Regions from separate parts of the Mus musculus genome. Here all the other regions are linked to region 1. Evidence: chromatin loops called from intact Hi-C (ENCODE). Cell type or tissue: left cerebral cortex. All regions are shown on one strand.

Region 1 (8,000 bases):
TCCACGCTCAACAAACCGTGCACTAGGGAATGTGCTCCTTTTCTAGACTGTGAGTACAGAAAAGTCCTCTGTGTTTCCCCTTTGAGTTCAGGATTCAACAAATTCCACCATCGAACTCTTACTAGTAAATAAGCTTTTTGTTCACCTGAAGTCAATGCTGGCACTCTGATGGAAGCTAAGGCAGGCCAGGCTGAGCAGAGAGGTCTGCTAGGCTAAGTGTAGCCTACACATTCCAACAGACAACAGTTTCTCTTTATAACAGGCTCACTGGATGTATCACCCCAGTGAAAGTCAAAACCCATGCACCCTCACGTTTTCAGATGAATACATGTGAGATAGCTTGGTCTACAGTGCAACTCTCTCAGAAGGATGTCAATGTACATCTAAGGTCCTATGACAGTGGCCATACAGCCCACCTTCTACCTCTGCCCAAACCCCTAGAAACAAACCCTCCCTCCTTTACCTGCAAAACTCCCCCTCAGACTCCGGCAGCACCAGCGAGGCTGTGGGATTCTTCACCAGGTCAGCCACCGCAGGGTCCTTGGCTGTCATGTAGAAGAAAGGGATCCCTGTGCTGTTGTGGACGGGGCCATCACTGATGGCCAGGCAGCTCCCAAAGGGCAGTCCTTGGATCTAACAAATACAACAATAACAAAGACAACAAGGGTTTGTGGTGGCAGAGCTACGAGTAACAAGCTGGGACCAAACTTGGTGTTTCCCGCTGGGACCGTGCTTGGACCACTTGCATGCCTCGGCGGATTTCACAGGGAGAATATTTGGGCTCTGTGGTCCCAATCTAAGCAACTCAAACCAGTGATGCTTTCAGAATTTCCCTGGGGGTGGGGCTGCGCGGGGAAGTGTATTCTGTCTGGAAGCTGAAGGGTTATTCTAGACGCTGACTTCACACAGTGAATGTAGCCGTTTTATTGAAGGGAGAGGACTACTAGGCTCTTGGAGAAGAAGACAGTGCTGGGCCTTTCCCACAAACTCCTCTTACATAACCACTGTGTTCCTCATCCCCTGCATTCTTTATTAAACTTTGGGGGATAGAACTTAATTAATTTTAACAAACTGCTTGGTCTTTGGAATGACAAGAATATTTTAAATTGCTTCAGATGGGGCAACAACATTTCTTCATCTATTTCTTCATCAGTTGTATGTTATATTATGATCAATAACTTTTCTTTATATAACTGAACAAGTTATGGGAAAGTGTTATGTTAGATACCATTCTAGCATAAATGGAAGCCACAGCAGCATGATATACTGATCTTTGCTTGTGCTCACCTAGTGGATGCTTATGTGACATTAAATTAAAGTGTTTAGGTCTTAGCTTTCCCCAAACTCTGCCATCCCTGCTTTGCCCCTTACAAAGAACCCTCCTGTTAGTGAAGCCGCCATTGTGTTCCAAGCACCTGATGTGGTGGGCAAGATTCTGAAAGGAAGGGCTTTAGTAATTTAGAAAAATGAAACATTAACGAGTTCTCCAAACGGTAGTATGACATCACCCACAGATTCTATTTCCAGGCTATCATGAACCGCTCAGCGGTTCATGCAAATGTTCTCTGAATTTACTGTTTGGATTCAAAGTCAACACTGGAAGAGCCTAAAGAAGCCAACAAAAGAGCTGTTGGAGGTCAAAGCAGCTTCAACACAACGACCCGCAAGGAAAGTGGATGGTTTCTCTTGTACATGTTTCTGTGAGGCAGGGCCGGGACATGTATCTAGAGTTGGCTCTGAACTCACAATTCTCCTGCCTTAGCTGTGTTAGCATGGGCCACCCAGGCTGACTGGCACCCGGCTTCTTCGTTTTGTGTGTGCCTAAGTGTGTGGTACTTCTGCATAGTGTGTATTCATGGCGGTCAGAGGTCCACCTCCTGGCCTCCCCATGTCTTTCCTCATGGTCCAGGACTGTTGTTTGGTTTTTTTTTTTTTTAAAGAAAGAGTCTGTCACTGGCCTGGGACTCCCGAAGTAGGCTAGGTTAGCTTGCCAGCAAACCCTAAAGATCCACCTGTTTCAGCAGACTCAGCACTGTGACCATAAATTAACACCACCCTGCTTGGCGCTTTATAAAAGAAAACAAACAAGCAAACAAAAGAACTCGGGTTCTGGAGGTTGAATAACACAGACTCTCAATCATTCTACAGCCGAGCCTCTTCCCTAGCGTCAGGCAGTAGATTTCTAATTGTCTGAACTGATTTGTTGTAAACCTAGAGATTAGCTTCATACTTAAAGTCTGTATTCTCTAAGGTATATGTTAAACGTGTAAAAAGTCTTTGAACCCTGGGAATACAGAACTGGCTTAGACTCAGATGTAGAAAGAGAACAAGATCATTGCCATTATTAGGATAAAGTTGTCATTAGATAATTTTTGAAGAAGAAGAAGAAAGAACTTTCAAGCTCTGCCCACCGAATTTCTTAGTTTTGTAGATGTTTTGGCCAAGCTGGGGTTAGTGAGACCCAGAGCTGTGGCAAGAACCAGACTCCCACACCGCGGGATACATAACAAAGCCCTTCCCTGCACAGATTCAACAGGGGCTGGGCCCACAGCTCTGTTTACCAGACAGGACTAGAAGCTTTCTGGAGGCTATTCTTAGGGAATACAGAGCCTCGGCCCCTCTCCATGCCATTCTGGGTGGAAGGAAGCAGGATAAAATGTGAATACAGTTTTGTGGATCGAAAGAGACGAACTGCAGCTGAAACAGCTCCTCCAGCTGTTACCTTTTGCTTAAGCCCTCTTTCTAAAAAACCTGAGTTCCATTTTTTTTTAAAGTGTAAATGTCTACCGGAGTGTGGATGGCGTTCCTCTTCCACACCCACTTGGTGTGGGAGGCGGTGCCAGAGTCTGTCTGCAGGACTGTCGGAGCCTGCAGGGAGCTGGGAGCTGGATGCGCCTCATCTGTGATTCCAAAAGCGATCCTGCCTACGTTCCAGGTTTCCAGCTTGTCACTGTTTATCTGATCATCTCTTTGGCCATTTTAGTACACAGGGATTCAATCACTAACCACGAGACTGTTTCCCAGCTTCTCCTTCCTCCCCACTCACATGCACTTGGCCAGATGGACCGACCCATGCACACGCTGGTTCCGTTATTCACAGGGCATTCACAGCCTATGAACCTGTGAAACCGGAGTCGCCCTGCGTCCTGGAAGGGAGACGCGCACCGCCCCCGCGTCCCGACCTCTGGCTTACCTTTTCGTGGGTGGACACAGTGGCCAGACAGCCCCAGGAGCTAGCGTGGGCTAGGGAGCGGGCGGTGCCGGCATGCACCCTGGGGCCAGGGGATGCCTCAGATGAGCCGCTCTCCCGCCGGTAGGAGAACATGCCACGCGCGGCCGGTGCGGGCCTGGCGCGGGCGGAGCCCCGAGGTCGCAGGTGCGTGTCCTCCTTGTGCGCCGAGGCCGGAAAGCTCTGCTGCCAGATGCTACTCGAGTCCTCCAGCAGCGCGGGCAGCGCCTCCTCAGTGGATGCACTGTCCAGCTCCTCATCTACCTCGTTGGTGACAGCCCAGGACACGGAGCTCACGATCACGTAGCCGGCGGCTGGGGACAACAGGGCGCTGCAGCATAGCAACCAGGACAGGCGACTCCCTGGCCAAGCAGGACGCTCCCTGCCGGACAGCGACATCTTCTTGGAGGCGACGCGCCCTGTGGCGGGGACCACTGACCAAGCAGCGGCCAGCCAGGGGCGCCCCCCTGCGGCGGAGCGTGCGTCGGAACCCTTCTCCTCGTGATAGGATTCCCGGGTTGAGGGTCTCCAATCAGTCCGGGGGCCGGGGTTCCCTATTGCCTTACACTCCCGTAAGAAGCGAAGTCTGCTGCACGACCAGAGTCCCCTGCGTCCACCGCCGCTGCTGGGCGCAGAGTCCACGCGTGTCTTGGTTTTCCGCAGGATGGCAAGCGTTTTGCAGCCAGAGGGTGGGCGTTCACAGCTCAGGCTCAATGCACTCCTCCGCTCGTCAGCTGTGCGACTCTACCAAGCTGATTAACTTCTCTGAGCCAACAAGAAGGGCATCACCAGGCTCAGTTATTGCACCCCATCACCTCCGCAGAACCGGGAACCACAATACACCCACATCTTCCATCACTCACCCAGTCAGCAGTGTCCTGCGGTTAGCGACACAGACTAATAGAACTTTATTGTTGTTGGGTGTTTTGTTTTGTTTTTTGTTTTTTGTTTTTTTTTTTTGTTTTTTTGTTTTTGTTTTTGTTTTTTTTCGAGACGGGGTTTCTCTGTATATCCCTGGCTGTCCTGGAACTCACTCTGTAGACCAGGCTAGCCTCGAACTCAGAAATCTGCCTGCCTCTGCCTCCCAAATGCTGGGATTAAAGGCGTGTGCCACCTCTGCCCGGCTTAATAGCGTATTTTAAAAACCATCTTGTTCCAGTAAGAAGTTTAATAGATATCAAAATAACTTCAAAGTAATTATAATTTCTTACCTGTTCTTATGATATCCAGTCTTTGTCCCACCATGGAATATTTTCTATCGCTTATATTCCTAAAATGCAAGAGTCCTGCACTAACTGGTTCTATAAGAAAGTATCTTGAAATGGGATTTGAGTTTTTCCTACATGTCTTCACTGTGCCCTGCTGTGAAACTCCTGTGACTCTTCCTGGATGCCTGGATGTCAGCTGTGAACACAGCTGGTCTCTTTCTCTTTGCATGGGAACTTCTTGTCTCTCCCTGGATGCCCCTGGCTGCTCTTTCTCTCTCTCTCCCCTCCCCACCCCCCACCCCACAACCCCTTCTCTGCTCTCCGTCTGCTTTGAAACATTGATGGTGTCTTCAGTTTCTCCCCAAGACATCTTGTTTACTCTCATGGCTTCTGCTGTTATCGGCTGCTGCTCTCTCCCCAGCTTCACAGACCCTCTTATCCCCTGTTTAGGGGAAAGATGTGTTCCATGGTCTTGAGAGGCACAATGGGGAGTCATGGAAATACTACACACTGCAGCCAGGTATGATGGCACACACCTGTTATCTATCCTAGCACTCGACAGGTGGAGGCAGGAGATTCAGGAGTTCAAGGTCAGACTTAGCTAGGTAAGCAAATTTGAGACCAGCCTAGACTACATGAGACACCACCTCAAGATCCACCATAAAAACCAACAACTCCTCCTCCCTGAAATACAAATTAAAAATAATCCAGATCTTGTCCTATCATGTTCTGATTGTGGGATAGTGGCATGTCACTGTTGCCTCTACAAAATGGGGACGGTTACATCTCCCCCACCGGGGTTTGGGTGTCAAGCCTGACATCTCTAGTTTCAGGGGAGAGCTTATCCTCAGAGGAAAAAGACGATGAATGTTTCAACCTCAGGAAAGGAAAAGGGATTGAACTGATATGTCAGTGTGGGGAGAGGACCTGCAGATGGTAATCTCAGTTCCTCTGTGGCTCTCACGGCAGGATCAATCCACCTTCTCTTTCCTCATGCCTGAGTTGGCCAGCTATGGCAGAGGCATGTGCCTCCTCTGCTGGAATGAGTTCAGCTGTAGAACCTCAGAGGAGTCCCACAGATCTCTTTTATTTCTATGGGTATCGAGATGTTGTATTGTAAAAGCTAGAGAGGGTATATTTGTACAGATTCACACGTCACTCCCGTGGACCTGTTAGAGGTCAAGACGTGGACTTGAGTGTATTTAACTTTGCTAGTTAATTCTGTGTAAAAAGTTGTTATGGGATGTCAAACTGGCTTAAACGCCAATTATACTATCAGAGTGTAAGAGCTCCTATTTTCTTCATTCTTATCTATTTAGATTATTGTCAGATTAAGAGACGTTATTGGCTCTTACCCATGTCTGGGAGAAGGGCAATGATAGGTACTCATTGACTTATTTGCTTTAACTTGATCACCAGTTGTATTAGCTGCCTTTTCTTCACTATGACCAAATTACCCAACACAGCAATGAAAGGAGGAAAGGTTTATTTTGGCTCCAGAATTAGTAGGATTTGGCCCATCATGGCAGGAAGGGCACAAGGCACAGAGAGGTTCATGTCGTGGCACATCAGGAAGCAGAGAGAGGGGAATTCTAGTGTTACCCTTTCCCCCATTTATTCCCTCAGACACACGCAGAGCTGTGCCTCGCCATCTTCTAGATGATTCTGCATCCAGTCAGATTGACAATTAAGGCCACATCACTGGAACAGGTTGTTTTCTGTTTAAGGATGTTGGCTCCTCACCCCACCACGGTGAGAGGCACAGCATCAAAGCTCTCCTCTTCACCATGGGTAAGAGGTCAGCTCAATACTATGCACCTTGCTGCGCATGCATCTGTAGAACATTGGTGTCCTGCCATCCTCCAAACATCAGCTTCCTGTTTCCTTAGCTCAGCCTCTGACAGGCATCACATTGCCTTCTGTTTTGATGAATTTGACCATTTTCATGCCTCAGACAAATTCAATCCTGCAGAGGACTGGCTAATTTCCTTCTTTCAAGGTTCACCCATGTTGTGGCATCTGACAGGGTTTTCTTCTTTTAAGAATAATATTCCACATTATTTGTGTGCTGATTTCTATCATTTGTCTATCAGTGAACATTTCAGCTGTTTCCACTTGGTGGCTATTATGAGGTATGCTATCATTAACTCAGGGGTCTAGATATATGGTGGAGGTGTTAAAGTGAAAATTCTGTTTGTTTGTTTGTTTGTTTGTTTGTTTGTTTGTTTTTTTGAGACTCAGTTAGGTTATAATGATGCTTTGCTGGGCAAATAGGTGAAAGAATGTTTTGCTAAAACAGACCCAAGAAAGAATGTTTTGCTGAAGGAGACACAGGTGAAAGGATTTTTTGCTATAGCAAACACGTAAAAGGATGTGTACTGCTTAGAAGGAATATACAAATGACCCTACAGTCAGTGGGAGCTCTAGTATTGGTTCACTTTGCTCTGCCTCTCTAGTCTTTACTGGCAATACACATGTATTGGTTCACCTTACATTGCATTGCTGAGTTCAACTTGTGGTGGCTTCATAGAGAGAAACTCGCCAAAGAACTTCTTGTGAGGTTCCTGTGGCTTCTTGCTGCTTTTGTGGACTCAGGCTGATTGGTGAGCCTAGAGGTTTCTTTTGGGTTGAACCACAGCTGCTGATTCATGTGTGGTATTGTTGGAGTTTGTTAAAAGATCCTCACTCACAAAGACCACAGAAATTGCCATTGCTGCAAACCTCATGAGGATTTTTATTGATCCAACATGTTGAGGATCCCCCTCTCAGCATGCAGGCCAGAGGAGAGACCCAGAACAAAGAAAGACACTTTTTATACCTTTGTAAGGGGCAGATTTGGGTATCAGGGTAGCTGGCTTATTCTAATTGGTGTAGAAAGTAACCTTTCCAGGCATTGGTTTGTTTGCATAGTGACTACCTTTGGCCTAGTGGCTCACTTTGCTTGCCCCCATGATGGGTTATTATGATTTGGTCAGCAAAGCAGTAGTACATTTTGAACTTATGGGTCAGCTATTAAGTTATAGCTGTTAACGTCAGGGGAATCCTAGCAAGGTCAGGATGGTTTGTGTTTTTAGGTTTTTTTTTTTTTTCCTCAGAATTCAGTGTAGGGCAGGGTGGGGGATTGCTAATCTTGTTATGGTAATTTCTCTGAGAACAGCTAATATTATTTTGGCAGCTGTAGGCTTAATCATTTTGACCACTAAGACTATGTTTTTATATTTGTTTAGTATCCCGAGCTTTTGTCCCCGCCGGCAAGAACACACTCAGGACAACCGGAATCTTCTGCGGCAAAAGGCTTTATTGCTTACTTCTTCAGGAGGAAGAGAGCGAATGTCGAAACCCCGTCCCTTTTATGGAGAATTGTCCTCAGCCTCGGACGTGTCGCTCCCTGATTGGCTGCAGCCCATCGGCCGAGTTGTCGTCAAGGGGAAGGCAGAGCACATGGAGTGGAAAACTACCCCGGCACATGCGCAGATTATTTGTTTACTACCTAGAACACAGGATGTCAGCGCCATCTTGTAATGGTGAATGTGAGGGCGGCTCCTCACAGTTTAGTCAGCCAG
Region 2 (8,000 bases), 89 kb before region 1:
AAAGCCATGGGTCAATGCATATTCTATGAAAAATATGCCTAAAAAAATTAAGTATGTATTAATGTCTTAAAATAAATGTTTGCATATCTTATAAAGGAAATAACGCATTTTACCAACACACCCTGTATAAAGTGAGCCAACCACACATTAACATGAAGTCCACCTACTTGTCTAAGTTATTTTCCAGTCTATTTCCCACTTAAGATTTGGACTTAGTGATGCTTTTTTTTTTCTTTTAAAGTGAAAGCTCTTCATTAAACAAAAATATGGTAGATCTATTTCCACCACATACTAAATCGTGTGTGTGTGTGTGTGTGTGTGTGTGCGCGCGCGCGTGTGTGCGCGCATGTGTGTGTATGAGCGTTAGTCTATGGTTTTGAGATTAGGGTCTTGCTATGTTACCCAATTGGCCTCGAATGTGCTATGTGGTCCAGGATTGCCTTGAACTCAGACTCCTTGTACCTATGCTTCCCAAGTGCTGGGATTCTGTTAAGCGCTACAATGCCCAATCATTTTCATGTGCTTCAGTAGAATACTTATTCTAAACCATTTAGGCTAACAAAGCCCACAAATAAGGTACCAGTAATAAACTAATCCCAAGTTGATAATATCTTCTTCAAGTCTATAAAGTGACTCAAGTGGAAATATATATTAATCATCTGAGTGGCAGAAAAAATGGTTATTTCCATTTACACATTTTATAAGCCTACTCTTGAATAAACATCTGTGCTACCAGAAAGGCGCACGCACACACTTTCTTTCCTTGTTGGTTTATCTTGGTTTCCTGCCCCTCTTACATGTGTGAACTACAGGTTTTGAAACCAGACAGACAGAGCTCAAACCCCAGCTGTGTGACTAGACAGCATGACCACAAGGAGCTGTATGTCTCCTACTCTCTACACCTACACCATCAGCTGTTCAGTGTCTACATATACTACTCATTATAATTACTCTGCTGAAGGTTTTCTTTAAACAAAAATCTGCCAGTACCATTAAAAATAGTAATTCTTAAAAAAAAAAATAGTAGTTCTTAATTGTGAAACACTCTAGTTCAGTTTGTCATTCAACCACAAATTAAAACTCACTGACCGAGAAGAAATTGTCCAAAAACAAGGAAGAAACTTCAGTTTTGTTGGGGATGTTTTAACATGTTGCTTAGGAGAAAAGTGGACAAAATAACAACCCCAATGAGGAGAGCAAGTAATGTGCACAGCTAACACATCTGCACAGGTCCAGCATGAGCTCAGTGCAGCTGTCAGCACCCCCCCTCTCTTCTGTGCACTCTTGAGCATCACTCTGAAACCTGTTCTAAAACCAGCCTAAAACTCTTCCAATGCTCGTGTGCAGAACATGATCAACCTATACTGACCTCAGTTCACTAAATGCCCTCGTGCTGATCGTTTATACACACTGACAGAATTTAGCCAGGCGTGCCTCGGGGAACTGTTATTATTGTGGTACTCATTTTATTTCCTCATCAGAGGTATCAAGAATTCAATCTACTAAAAAGTACCATATACATAGTAAAATATTAAAAAAAGAAGCTAATACAGTACTCTGCAACTTGATTCTAAAATATGTAAAGTATAATTGACATTTATTAGACTTTTTTTTTTAAAGAAAAACATCTAAGTTCTATACATAAAACAAGCCCTTTTGCTAATCAGCAGTTCTTTTATGGAGGTATGTTTTTGAGACAGGGTTTCTCTGTGTAACTCTGGCTGTCCTGGAACTCACTCAGTAGATCAGGTTAGCCTCAAATTCAGAGATTCCCCTGCCTCTGTCTCCCAAGTATTGGTCTGAGTGTACCACCTCCTGGCTAATCAGCAACTTTTTTAAACAAAATGTTTTAAGTCAGTTAAAATAACAGATTATTAAAAATAAAATGGCTACTTCCCAGTTTTAAGTGCATCTGTGCTACTGAAACCTCAGCAAAGGGAGGGTACTCATTTCCTACAGCTTCGAAAGGAACCCACACTCAGCAAATAAGTAAAGGCAAACTTCTGTGGGTCTGACCCTGCTTCTGGGCCACTTGAAGGCTCTCAGTCCTACGTTCTTGCTCCTTTCTAGTTAGCATGTGCTCTGCATTACTGGGTGTGTGAAGGAGTCTAAGCGAGCCTTGGTAAGACTAAAAGCCAATGCAAGACAAAGACGCACAGCAGCTCTTAGTGGTCACCTACAGGTCTCTGAAGACAATAGGAAAGATGAGGTAATCCAAGATCATAATGACTTCCTGTCAGAGAACATGGAACCCTTTGTCAGAACAGTGAGACTTGTTAAGTAATTTTCAGTATCTTAGTAGGAAAAAAGTATTCATACTTGCATGGCAGGATTCTGATAACATCTTTGACTTTAAAGTTTTCAATACACACTGCACAATTCTCAGCATCGACATCAATTCCCTGCAGAGAGAGAGGGAGAGTCACATGTACACACACTGCACATACAGCAACAATAAGTTAGAAAACAATGAAACCGACCAAAGCAATGGATCCTACTACTCTATGCTGGAACAACCGGAACCTAAAACATATTTCCTTCTTCCCGCTAGCAGTTTTTTAAAGAAACTGAATGAAAGGTGGAAAGAAAACCACTGTCTGCCTAGCCCAGGCACTAACAGCGTTTTGAATACTAAGTGTCTGAAGAAGTATTAGATGACTAATGGCTACAGACAAGCAAATCACTGTTTTTAGAGGTCTTATTCCCAGGCTGACCTCAGGCTCGCTGTGTAGCCAGCGGTGACCTTGATTTTCTCATGTTCCTGCCTCCATCTTCCAAACATCTGGACTGTACTCAGGAATCACCAGGCCCAGTTTTATAGATAGGGCTGGACAATGGATTCAGGACGTTTTCAATGCTAGCTAACACTCTAGGAAGCTAACTACATTCCAGCCACACCAGCTATGATGAAAAAAAATTTTTTTCAAATATAAAGCATAAAGGGAATGAATATTCAAATAAGCCATTTGGCTTCTGGAGTTATTTAAAAAGAAATTTGTATCTCTGAAAGAACAGTTATAACTTAGAGAAAGTACAACGACTACACATCTGAGATTTTACTTCATTATTGTTAACCCCCAGCCCCAAATTAGAATGAGCTAACACCTTTGCCTAAAACATGAACAAACGTATAGAAGCAGCCATATTAGCAGTAGGGTGGGAGAATTGACACTACTTCTACACCTCAGAGTCTACAGGTCCTAGGCTTTCTATGAGTTAGGACACATCAGTGGAGCCAGGACAGCTGAGGCTCTGAGACAGGGATTCAGAACCTCATGCAGCATGCGCTCCTGAGGCTGCCATGTTTGGTAACTTCACATTACGAAACACAGCCCCACTACCATTGAGTTATTATTTAAATATATCCTTAGCCACCTACAGCAATTAATGAGGAAGCAGTAAAAACCAGATTTTTGTATGTATATAATACCATTACCAGAGACTATTAAAATTAACTTATAAGAGCATTTGAAACTCTCTGTTGTGGTATTTTATAAAAACATGTAGTTATTTTTGTATATGTACCCCATGCGCATGGAGAGGCCTTACAGGCCAGAAGCAGGAGCTCCTCAGAGGAGAGGCAGAGCAGAGGCAGGTCCTCTGCAAGAGCAATTAGCACTCCTGACCACTGAACCATCTCTCCAGCCCCTTAAGTTATATGATGTGGACTGGAGAGATGGCTCAGAAGTTAAGAGCACTGACTGCTTTTCCAGAGGTCCTAAGTACAATTCCTAGCAATTCCACACGGTGGCTCACAATTATCTGTAATGGGATCTGATGCCTTCTTCTGGTGTGTCTAAAGAGAGTGATAGTAGACTTGCATACATAAAATATATCTTTTTTGAAAATAATATATGTTGTGACAAAATACTTTCACTTATATATCATATATTATACAGGAAGCCTTTTTAAAATTTCTTAATAATTTACAAACTTATACATTATAAATAAATCCACAAAAAATTAAAATAAATAATCACTTGTCTTCAGGACTGGGTAAGATGCTGACTGCACACAATCATGTTCCTGTGTTAGTTCACAGTGTAAAAACACTCCCAACCCAGACGTGTATGTCACAGACACACGTTAAACATTATTAAATGTTAAACATTCTTTTGACAGTTTTAAAACAAGTTCCTGGTATCATACAAATGTTTTGTATAGGAAATATTGAACAAATGTTGGATATAGGAAGAGAATAGTATCAATTTACTTATATTCCCAAGAGCTTGGCTCAGTGAGTTACACATGAGTCTGTCTCCTCACACGTAAGGGATGATACTCCCTCCTAAGGAGAGGAGAAAACAGGAGGAGCAAGTGCAGCAGTTTTAATGGGTACTGATTCCTTCCTGCAAATGAACTGAAGAACAAATACATTTTTAGAAATCGGTTCTCACAGCCTAAGACCAGCATCTAATTTATAAATTACTAGAAGGACATTTTCTATTAATTCTTATGAAAAATTCTACACATACTCTGCACGACTAGTTATTAACTGGAAACTTACTTGGTGATTTGCAGAGTAAGAAATCAGTACCTTGCATCAACTATTAAAATTCCATTATGTTACAGTGTAAAAGTTACTGGGGGCTGGGTGTGGTGGCGTACGCACATCTTTACTCCCAGCACCTGGGAGGCAGAGGCAGGCGGATCTGTATGAGATCCAGGCCAGCATGGTCTACAGATTGAGTTCTAGGACAGCCAGGATATACAGATAAATCCTGTCCCGAAAACAACAACAACAAAAGTTATTGGGGAAGGAATAACCCAAAGCATATGTTAATCCTAAATATATCACAGAAGACATTAATAACAGATTTCTTTTTTTTTTTAAACCCAAAAGGCCTAAAGTGTAATGTCTTTTAAAGAAAGTCCTTTATGTGGACAGAGGAAGAGAAGTGCAGACTGGAAGGTGAGACTCAAGCTTCCTGAGAGCACTGAGCAGTATGGGAGCACTTGAGTCAGCACAGCACTGCAGGCGACGCCCGCTACGACAACAATGCTGGCAAAGCTTCCCGCTACAGGTATCCGAGCAGCCAGGCTCTGCACTGCTCCTTAACTGCTTGTAGTCTCTGACTGAGAGGGTCAAAATGGCTCCTTTTTAAACATGTAGTTTTAAAAATCTCCTTTCTCTCCTCTAGAAATGTTCAGTACGTCCTTGCAGGAACTGAGGGGCTTGGAGAGAATGCACACACAGATTCAGGTTCAACAAAATGTTCACAGGACTCAGGTGCACACTTTTTAAAAAAAGCCCAGCATCTTTACAGTCTTTATGGGCCTACAGGGACTTTCAAAGTTGGGAATATTGGCACACTGTCATTAGTAAGCACACAGAATGTAGGAGCTATCATTTAAATCAAACTTAACTCATTTAACCTTTTTGGGAAGGGGGTGCTGGAGCTATCTAGGAGTCCATGCATGCTAAGCTAAGCCGAGCTCTACCACTGAGATACACTGTTCTGTGACTGTAACTCATTTACATGTAACTAAGGGCTGCCACGATGGTCCTTCACTCATTATACTCCTGTCAACTCTCCTTTCGACCTGAGACACACACATGAAGACCTAACGAAGCATCAGACTCGTTACTGCCGAACAGCAGCCTGAGAAGGAAATCCTCCTCCAACACAAACATCCCCCAGTGTGAGACAGATAGTGCACAGGAAAGCATTACCTTCTCGCCATGCTTCACAGTGTGTAGAGGGAGCTGGCCAATAACCTTCTTAGTCTCCTTCCTATGATTCTTGGGGAGGAAAAAAGTATTATTAAATAGTCTGTTTAAAGTAACCCACACACTACAGTTTATGAAAATAGCTCAGAAAAAAACATTAACTTTTAATATATAAAAGAGCCATATAAACATATAAGCTATTTTATTATTATCATTACCATTATTAAGATATGATGCTTCACTTTAAAGCCCTGATTGGCCTTGAGCTTGAAGCTACCCAGGATTACAGGCCTGAGCTACCATGCCCAGCTAAGAATATATTTATTTACTTACTTGCTAATATGCAATAGTGAGATTAAGGGCCTCACAAATGCTAAGCAAGCACCTTACCAAGGGCCATATCCCCAACCCATGCTTCTAATTCCATACCCTTTTGTGTGTGTGTGTGTGTGACATTGAAATGGAAGTCAAGAACTCTAGCACTCTAATCATGAATTGTCATTTAGCCACACTTTTTCAACTTCCAGAAAACAAGTCCTACACTTAAAAATTGGCAAAAAGTAATGATGCCCAGGAAGAAGGTACCATCCACTCTCCACCAATGGTGCCCGAGAAGAAAGAGTCCTGCCTGGTTATCAGGCCAGGAACCATACTGTGCATTAGGCCCTAGTGTGCCACTGGAAGCCTCTGGCTCTTCTCTATGCTGCTACAGAGGAAGAGCCTGCCTTCAGATTGATGGCCTGTCAGACACAAAGCAGACACAAAGCAGCCCTCGGCCTTATGTCAAGCAGAAAATGGACACGTGTTCATGCTCACATGCCCTTTGTCTAGTTCCCTCTGTCTACATAAAGACAGAGGGTATAGGTACCTGCAGAAACCAAATGTATAAAAAAGTAACCCAATTAAAAATTTTATCAAAATCATATGACTTCAATAAACAAACTGAAATTAGTGTGGTTAAATGTAACTTCAAGTAGCATATAGATTATATTTATGAGCTATCATTTAAAAATCAAAATGAAATTATCCGTAACTACCTGACTTCCAAACTGTGAGCCAGTATACAGGAAGCGCTGTATATAATAGAATATCAGCCATGCTAATGAGATGATCATCATGGTGATGAAGGCGATGGCCACAAACACCACAGACTGACCGCTGATGAACTCCTGCATATGACGAGTACCAATCTCTATCCGCATTTTTACTGGAATTCCTTTTTGCACCAGATCAAAAATTTCCCGTCCTTTTGGGTAGCTAATCATAATGACGACTATGTTTCCTGTTCCTGCACAAAAGGACAAAGCAACGAATAAAGAAGACAAAAGTTAGGTAAAGTTAAGAGTATGTTCATCAAAGTGCACATTTGAAAACTTCAATAAAAATGAATAATTTTCAGAAAAACATTTTTTAACTGCCAAAACTGATTCCAAAAGAGAACAGAGTCTGACTGAAGTGAGAAAATCACCAGGAACTGTTCTCCCTAAATCTATGACACGTGAAGATTCACAGATGGTTCTATCATCAGACCTTTAAGAAGCACAAAATATTAGTGTATTTAAACTGTTCCATAGTTTATTAAAAATAAAAAAAGGACACTTCCAGGTACATGGTCAAAGTCTAACCCAGAGGTGGAAACAGCAGACTCAGCTTTAAGCTAAGCCTGGACTGTACAGTCAATGAAGGCCAGCCCAGCTATACAGTGAGTCCCTATCCCAATGGCCGGCCCAGCTACACATCGAGACCCTGTTCCAGAAATCAAAACCCAAGAGCTGGGGGCTGGGGTTCAATGGCAGAGTACTTAACTCCAGAACTATAAAGATGTCTATCTAGGATTATAAAATCAAACATGGTAATAAAAAGCAAAAGAATCACATGGATTAATTTCACTTATGAATATGAATGTAAAATTCTTTAAACATGTCCATCAGAATTAAAAACATGTCTATAGAGTGAGTTCTTGGACAGCCAGAGCTGCACAGAGAAACCTGATCTCAGGAAAAAAAAAGAGGGACTGTGAGAGCTCTTCTGTGATCACTACCAGTTTTTTCCTAAGTCAGTGGCTTACTATGAAGACCAATCTATACTGGAACTCACTCTGTAGATCAGGCTAGCCTAGAACTCATGGAGATCCACCTGCCTCCCAGCCCCCCCAATCACCAGAGCTGGGATTAAAGGTGTGCACTACCCCGCCCAGCTTGTGCTCACTACTACTTAACACTGCTTTGAAGACCTGAGAGAAAAGAGGCAGAAATCTTCAGTTTATTATGATATGACTCTAGCTATAAATACAGCAACCACAACATATCAACAGATAAATTTAAAAAAA
Region 3 (8,000 bases), 75 kb before region 1:
GAGTAACAGATACGAACAGTATTTTTACCAGGCCAAATTAGTAACAGAATTTCAAGTTTTCCCATGCCAAAAATAAAATGCTAACTGTTTTCTTCTCACATTTTTGTGTTCCCCTTTCTACCTTGTCAAAAACTAGACAAACACAGTGGTAAAGATTTACACTTGTACAATAGCTTTAACGTCTACTTTAGTATTGTCTTGAAGACAATAAGATAAGAACTACTGAAATATTTAAAGTAGAAGGTTAAATTTCTGGTGGAGAAAACTAATTTAGCAGCAATAATTGATCTTAAAATTCCAGTAAAAGAATCTCCTAAACTTTCACGGTTTTTTTATAAGTAAACTGCCACATTCTAGCCACTTCTCTTCCCCTGGAGAATCCTCAACAAAACCAAGGTGTAGCACAAGCCCAGTTTAACCTCTACAGTGGCTCCTGCTCTACCTGTAGACACTGTCATCAATTTTTAAAATTGTGTGTTGAATACACACACATGCATTCAAGTGATGTGTCCAAGGAGGCCAGAGGAAGGACTCAGACCTCCTGGAGCTGGATTACAGGTACTGTGAGTCATCTGTTATGGAGGTGGGCCGTGGGCCGTGACCCGGGGGGCCTCTGCAAAGCAGTACTCACAGTTAACCACTGGTCTCCCCAGCCTCGGGCAGGCCTCTTCCACACACCTTGTCTAATTTCTTTATAGGTCTCTCCTCACTGACAAGTACCTCCTGTTCAATTTATCAGGTTTTGAAGGCATACAGCAGGGATGACCCCATGGAAAGTTTCTTCATAAATGAGTGGATTTGAAAAACAGGCTTGTCTTCCAGGACTACAACTGAAATGACCCAGCAAGAGGAGTTAGGGTAGAGGAAATTAATCTGGAAAGTAAGTGTCTTGTTACACAAAATAGAAAGTTTTGGATGGCTGGGTTAGGTTGGATGAGGAGGATAAAATTCACAATGGGACACTATATAATTATAAATATTTTGTATAATTTGGTTTTGTCAAAAATTTGGAGGCTTTCAGGGAAAAGAGACTTGTAGAAATGGCTCTGTGGTTAAGAACACTTGCTTTTTAGCAGAAGGCCTGATGATTCCCAGGACATAACCCCAGTTCCAAGGGTCCTCATCTAGCCTTCACAGACATCAGCCATGCATGTGGTACACTGACATACATGTAGACAAAATACTCATCACACAAAAATAAACTAATAAGGAGACAAAGAGAAAAGTTAAGGACCAGCATGAGCTATTTATCACAAGTAAACATAAAAACACAAAACAACAAACACTTTACCTCTACCTCCTCCCGAAAAATGGAGTAAATAGTACAGAACACTCTTGCTGAGAGAACTCTTTTGCAGCTTTTCCATGTGAGTTCATTTCAGATCTTTTAGTCTTTTGTAACACTACCTCTGCTACACACAAGTCCTAAGCCCACCTACCACACATATACACGACTTCCTAATATCCCGAACCTGTCCGTCAAGATCTTTCTGGGGAGCTGTCTTAGCTGGCCCCATCTTCTATGAGGCTGTTAGGATGCCACTTCTGGCTCCTTATGGCACCAAGATATATTTTAAATTCAAATGTGAAGTTGTAGATTATTTGAGAGCATGGTATTACAGATAATCAATAATTATCTATGCATCAAAGAACATTTAATATGCATTTCCGGTACAAAATGAATATCTCTTAATATATGGCTTCTCTAAAGTTGGTTATTTCTTTTCCTTTTTTTCTAAAACTTAGTTCTTAGAACTAGTCACAGTGAAATTTTAATTTATGTCTTATGCTTCCCATCAATATTGTGGCCATTTTCAATGGCCTTAAAAGACCTGAGTAATCTTTAAGGTTTGTAATGTGGTCTTACCATTGCCAGTTTTTTCTAAATGTCTGCAGGACCATTCAGGTAAGCGGATTAATGGGCTGGCTAAGATACTCTTCTGTATCTCTGTAACGCCCTTTGACTTGATGCAATTCAAGCCCTTTCTCCAACCTTCTGCCAATTGTTTAGCACATAGTAAGTAAGATTCAAGGATGTAAAATGTCATACCTAAAACGTCATGGCGAAAAACTTCAGCTGGAGGAGCATGTTACTTATTAACCTCCAAGAACTACAGTAAGTCCAACTCTACGACCTTAATGACTTGGCCTTTATCTGCTTTCCCCTATCTTGGTCAAGATAATTTCTACAACTTATCTTGGGTACCAACACCCAGCCGCTCGATAGGCTTTCTAAGCACCTGTGCCTATAGTTCAGTTCAGTATAAACTTTTCCGGCCTGTGAAGTTATGTTTATCATTACTGACAGACCATAAACCCAACACAGGCAGACACTTAGGTATTTCCAACAAGCAGGTACAATGCTTGGCCCAAAGGGTCTGCTAAAGTTAGAATGTAAGGTATTAAAGTTAGAAAGTAAGTCCTTACTGCTGTTCTGAGAGTGTGATCTTAAAGTACTGATTCTTTAAAATCCTCCATTTCAATAATGACTTAAAATTTTAAAGCTATGTAGTGCTAGATTCCAGTAAGAGAAGCAATGAGTTTCAGAAGAACTGGAAAACTATTCCCTACAACATAGGAAAGTTATCAGTATTCAATTTTAGAAGCACACTTCTACCTGTTTCATAGAAATCCAGTGTTACACAGAAGCACTAAGAACAGCTCAATCAGTGGGGTTTCCAGGCTTCAGCTACATTTTGACTAAACGGAGGAAACCAATCTAAGTCTAAACAGCCTCAGTGGCTCTAAAAAATGATATTCAATCAAATTTAAATAAGGTCTGTCAAAGCTGGCTTCTCCCATCTTAATTCTTCTCAAGTGCCAGATTATCAATACCTGGTACCCAAATGGACTAAGTTCTATGAGAGCTAACTTCCCCATCTTTGCAGTGTCTACAGCTGAAGATCAAGGGTCTAACTTTATTTCTAGTTTTTCCTGTTTATCAGTCACACTGCTACCAAATTAATTTTCCTTTGGCCAGTGGTTCAAAATGCTAGATAATTTTGTTGCTCCCTGTAGTTCTGGCAAAATCTCAAGGTATTTCTGATTGTTACAAGTGTGGGGAAAACTTCTAGAATGTGGGAAGGCAGGAATGTAGCTAAACATCCTGTAGGTCACCAAGTAATAAAGGACCAAGTTTTAAAAGGCTTTTGCATGTTTCTTTAGGGATCTAACTTAAAGGGACTCCAGGAAGATTCAGTCACTTGCATGGGTACTTTCATGAACTTTCCAAAAGGTAATGATCCTCCCTTTAAATAAAACAAAACAAAAAACGGCAACTATTATTATCCTAAGAAAACTAGAAAGAAGGCAAATAATGGGGAAGGAAGTGTCCCTCCAAAGGAAGATTCTAGTCAACATGATTGAGGTGTTTTCCTGGGTCCAGATAAATTATATGTCAACAATATAAACAAGAAAGATTGCTGAGCCATGTTTAGAACAAGAGGTGTCTGCTTGGTAGGATGTCAATGTCATTATCAAAAAATGCAGAAGGGTAGAGTTAGAAAATTGTAGGGTAATGAGCTTGTCACTGAAAAGAAAACGGTCTACATTAGATGTGCGTGCATCCACACATGTACACACCCAACATCGAGGAGTCACACCGGCCTATCTTCGCTGACAGAACTTAACTTGGGAACATATATCTGGGATGCTAGGATCTCTCAGGAGCCTTGTGGAAAGATGGTGTGTGGACAGTGACAATTAGGCTGATTTGCAATCAGCGGACTAACTGCCTGAGTCAACACCACCGCAGGGACATCGGTCTATTCTCACCCACCACCGTGGTCCACAGCCAACAAACTCTTGAGTTCTTAAAGACCCGACTTCTCTGGACATTTCTCCATTCTAGCAGATTACTTTCACACCATTTCAAGTGTTCCTTACCTTCTCTTACTTCACCCTGCTATGCTTCTGCAATTTATACCCATTTCTCTCCTAATCTGGAGTCAACCAAGAAAAAAAGAGTTGATCTGTACTCGTAGCTCACTTCCTTGTCATCAAATGGCCATCATTCCCAACCGCGTTAAAAAAAATGGTTAAACCCAAGGTCACTTTTCTGTCTTTATAAGCTCTGTGTCGCATGCACACCAAAACAGAACGAGAACAAAAATGCAGTACAGGAAGAAAGATGTCTTAGCTAGTAGCAGAAACTTAAAAACCCTAATCACAGGAAATTCAGAATGAGTCAACCGTGTGATGCCTAAAGCTAATGTGATCTTAGAAGGCACAAGAGAAACACAATCAAATTCTGGGTCCCCGGAGAGAACTCTGTCCCAAGGATGACATTTTGCAAACTCATCCTTGTCTGTCCCCTGGAACAGCGTGTTTAGAGGTGGCCTCCTGACAGAGGTAGCAAGGCCTTTCTTTCCTTCAATGAAAACAGTTTAAAAAAAAAAATTCATCTGAATTCAAACTGTCCAAACCAGGAGCTAGTGCGATCACCCTACATGCGTCGAGAGAGAAACTACAGCAAGAAAACCCAGGTTTTTTGATCCAGGGTTTTGAAAACACTCATATTCGCCTCATCGAGAGGAAGAAACCACATCGAGTAGCCACTTTAGGTTGGTGAAGAGACAATGCGAGCCTGGCGGCGCCAGCCGTCCACTCCTACACACTCTCCACTCAACCAACTTTGGGAGTCCGTGAGCCGACCTTAGGAAGCGACCCGGGTTCGGGAATCTGTAGAGTTACTGAACTCCGTAGGACCTGCCACCGGTGTGTTTGCTACTCCCCGGCCGAGGGCCCTTCCCAGCTTTCTCACCCTCCCGAGGTGAAGCTCCGATCCTGCAGCGTGTGCACGCACTTCCCTCTCCACACCACCCGGGGAACCACCAGGCTCGCCCCGGCCGCGGCCAGCGGCCCAGCGCCCGGCCTGCTCACCCGCGTGAGACATGGGCTCGGTGGCGTTCCCGTTGCTCTCCAGGTTGTAGACCACCACGGCCGAGGCGTTCCTCCGCGCCGCCGCCAGCACCTTGTCCTTGAAGGTGCAGCCGCCTCGCGCCACCAGCGCCACCCAGGGCGCGTTGCCGAGGGCGCCGGGCGCCACGAAGCGCGTGTCGGGCGCGCAGCCCTCCGCGGGCGCGGGCGCGCGCGGGACGCCCACCAGGCCCTGCCTCTCCTCCCGGAGCGAGCTTTCTCCGAAGCGGCCGCTCTCCGACACGCTCCACACCGTCAGGTTCGACTGCGGGTCCACGTATTCGATGCTCACCATGGCCGAGTACCACTCGAGCGCCCCGCCGCCCACCCCGGGAGTACACAAGGCCAGCGCCAGCACCGCGAGTGCGTCCCGGGCTCCCACGCCGGCCGCGGGCCGCCGCCGCGCCGCCATGGCCGCCCGGCCGGGCTACTGAGGAAGAAGAGCGCGAGTCAGAACGAGGCGACTCACTCCAGGCTGGCCCACAGCTTTGAGGAGACGGCGGCGGCTCGCGAGAGACCGCCGAGCGCGGCGGGGGCGGACCCGCGGCGCACGCGCACCTGGAGGGGCGTGACCGGGGCGTGGCGACGGAAGGGGTGGGGCCCTGCCCGCGGGCGTGAGGAGTGCGCAGGCGCCAGGGTCTGTGCCGCAGGGCTGTGGGCGGCCGAGCTGAAGCTTGCAGATGCTGCAGAGAGTTGTGCAACCCTGCTGCCAGAGTCCCCAAGTCTGGGGAAGTTTGTGCGCTCCGGGTCGGCCAGCGTGGGACTGCGGTTGTGTAAAGTTTCTCAGAGGGTGGAGTTGACTGTGCAAGGCACGCGGCAAAAGCCTGGCTGCCTAAACCACTTAAACAAACAAGCAAACAACAACAAAAACCACTAAGTCAAGTTGTCCAGATGCCTTTTGTTACAAACTCTGTAATATATTAAATTCTTTGTTGCTCTTTTCTCAATGGTTGCCTTCGAGCCCTTTCTTCCTTCTCCTTAGTTTATGTGTGCCTCTGTTTGGACGAAGACGAAGGTGCTACATTAATCAAAAGGGGGGAAAAAGGGGAAAGGATTTGTTTGGAGGTAAATGGTGGCTGATAGATAGTCCTTCGACAACACAGTGGGTGGATACTTTCAGTGTACCATTAAAAGATCCTGAACACACTAAACATAGTTAAATGCAAGTATGGTAACTCTGCTCCGGTAAAATCTTGAGTAGAGCTGAGATTTGAGATGCTCTGGTAGATCAACCCCAGCGAACCTGAAAGGTATTTCCTTTGAAGAATGTGAAGTCTGACTAGACCCGAATAAACACAGGAGATCTCTCCATAACGCTGAGGAGACATCACACCCGAGTTACCAAATATCAAAAGACATTTAAAATACCTCTTCATATATGAGCTACTGAATATCAAAATGTATTTAAACCTAAGAAGTGGACACTTAAGTGATGGACTTAATGCATAGCTATACATTGTTAGGCACTATTCTGAAGACATACACACACAGGCATATACTGTGACAGACCTTCAACTCATCCCTAAGCCTGACTTATATTATCCTTTTTATCTGAGGGGCCTCAGGTCACCTCACAGATCTCTGTTGTATTGGTCAAACCAGTTTCTCCTGAGAACCAGTTCTATAAAGGAACACCAAGTCTTTAATTACACTGGACTTTCAGCAGAGGCCTGCTTCGATTCTGATGGAGCAACTGAACTCATGATTTCAAAACTCACTCACTATGCCGTTGTGCTGCCGCATTTCTGAACCATGTTCCCTGTGAGGCTTGCTCATGTTGTTTCCCCCTCTTTACTCAGTGTGAGCAAATGCCAAAAGTCCCCTTTGTGTGGCAATAAACTGTGTGATTCGTGAAATCATCGTCAGTCTCTTTATTTCTACCAAACAAACCACTAAGGAGCTGGAAATGAAGTTCAGGGCTTTGATTTCTGATTGACTCACTAGTCTTCCTTCTTTGTGCAAGAGTTTATAATTACAGGAAGTAGTTTGTTGGGGCCCAGACCAATATGTTTTAGGTTAGACCTGGTTCTTTTTATCTTTTGGATTGCATCTGTGGTATGAGACACAGCCTGAGTTCCAGCTAGGAGTAGCTTTAAAGTTAAACCTCTTCTCCCACTCCCATTACTAAAATAATGTATTTATTTTTATTTTATGTATGTGAGTGTTTTGCCTGCATATATATCTATTCACCATGTATGTTTTATGTCCCTTGACTAGCCCTGGAACTGGAGTTATAGACTATTGCCAGCCACTATATGGGTGCTCAGAATCAAACCTAGGTTCTTAACCACTGACCCATCGCCCCAGCCCCAGGAAAGCATGTTTTAAAGGCCAATAGGATTTCCAGGTTAAGGCCTTTCCCATGTTTTAGACCCAGAACAAGATGGTGTGTTTCAGCCTGAGGAACACTCCCGAGAACCCCTGGCGCTGTGCTTCAGCAATGCAAAGGCTTTTAGTTCCCAGAACACAGCGCTGTGGTTTCTTGCTGTCTGACACATTATTTCCTTCTTCCTGAAATGACCTCTTCCTTCTGCCTCTTGTTCGGGCAAACACTACATTGGTTTTGAAATTTTAACCCTTCAGCTGTTTCTTCTGTAAAACCTGTCTTGGCTGACCATGGGCTAACAAAAGCTCGGTTTCCCATGTCACTTGTGCATAATATGTATGCACATTAATTTCATGCTACCAATACTGATTTCGGAATAAGGTTTGGGGCCTTCATAAGGGCCAGGATTTCTTGCTTGCTCTCTTCGAGTGCCAGCTTCAACTAGCAGTATGTTGGGAGCATGCAGATGTAAGTTTACTCTGACCAGTGGGGAACGGGGGCTTCCAAGTTCTAGGCTAGTGAGTGTGAATCTCCATGTGATAGCTGGAGTGGGATGCAAACCTGCAGAGTTTCTAAATCCCAGTCCCTCCAATGATGTGTTTATAAAAAGATAAAGAGAAGATGGGATATGTTCTATGGGAGTATGTGGTGAGGTGTGGGGGAAGGGGGTGTCTCTGCAGGCCCATGCCAAGGCAACCCTTCCCCCTGAGGGACCAGCCACATGATGGTATAGTATAGAATAGATAGAATAGAGTGT

The links. A loop is a pair of places that touch in the nucleus more often than their neighbours do. Peaks named below come from ENCODE experiments on the same cell type or tissue, not always from the same donor. Only the 100,000 strongest peaks of a DNase experiment are listed, where the experiment ranks them.
Region 2: it touches region 1 in a loop (3-fold over the local background); 6 of 42 quality-filtered maps call a loop at or near these places.
Region 3: a loop joins it to region 1, with 4 times the contacts of the local background. A loop is called at or near these places in 5 of 42 quality-filtered maps.

What each region holds. Positions count from the first base shown.
Region 1 is chr1:39,647,313-39,655,312 of GRCm38, forward strand. Creg2 (cellular repressor of E1A-stimulated genes 2) reads right to left here and starts at 3,870. Exons shown (of 4, transcript NM_170597.4): 1 at 3,194-3,870; 2 at 464-633. The coding sequence starts at 3,628. D930019O06Rik (a long non-coding RNA gene) reads left to right here and starts at 4,156. Exons shown (of 2, transcript XR_001778897.2): 1 at 4,156-4,957; 2 at 7,665-8,000. In left cerebral cortex, a CTCF peak has its summit at 3,668 (motif pointing left); DNase peaks (open chromatin) are centred at 1,504, 2,060, 2,866, 3,315 and 2 more places; H3K4me3 peaks cover 3,468 bases; H3K27ac peaks cover 3,122 bases.
Region 2 is chr1:39,558,374-39,566,373 of GRCm38, forward strand. It overlaps Rnf149 (ring finger protein 149), which reads right to left. Exons shown (of 7, transcript NM_001033135.3): 2 at 6,709-6,959; 3 at 5,675-5,743; 4 at 2,320-2,402; 5 at 1-38. Among named protein-coding and RNA genes, the nearest start is that of Snord89, 14 kb to the left of the region's middle. In left cerebral cortex, a CTCF peak has its summit at 3,747 (motif pointing left); DNase peaks (open chromatin) are centred at 845 and 3,722.
Region 3 is chr1:39,571,946-39,579,945 of GRCm38, forward strand. Rnf149 (ring finger protein 149) reads right to left here and starts at 5,402. Exons shown (of 7, transcript NM_001033135.3): 1 at 4,882-5,402. The coding sequence starts at 5,329. LOC115485772 (a small nucleolar RNA gene) reads right to left here and starts at 1,930; the gene lies at 1,801-1,930. In left cerebral cortex, a CTCF peak has its summit at 4,853; DNase peaks (open chromatin) are centred at 4,261, 4,762, 5,125 and 5,526; H3K4me3 peaks cover 2,454 bases; H3K27ac peaks cover 1,876 bases.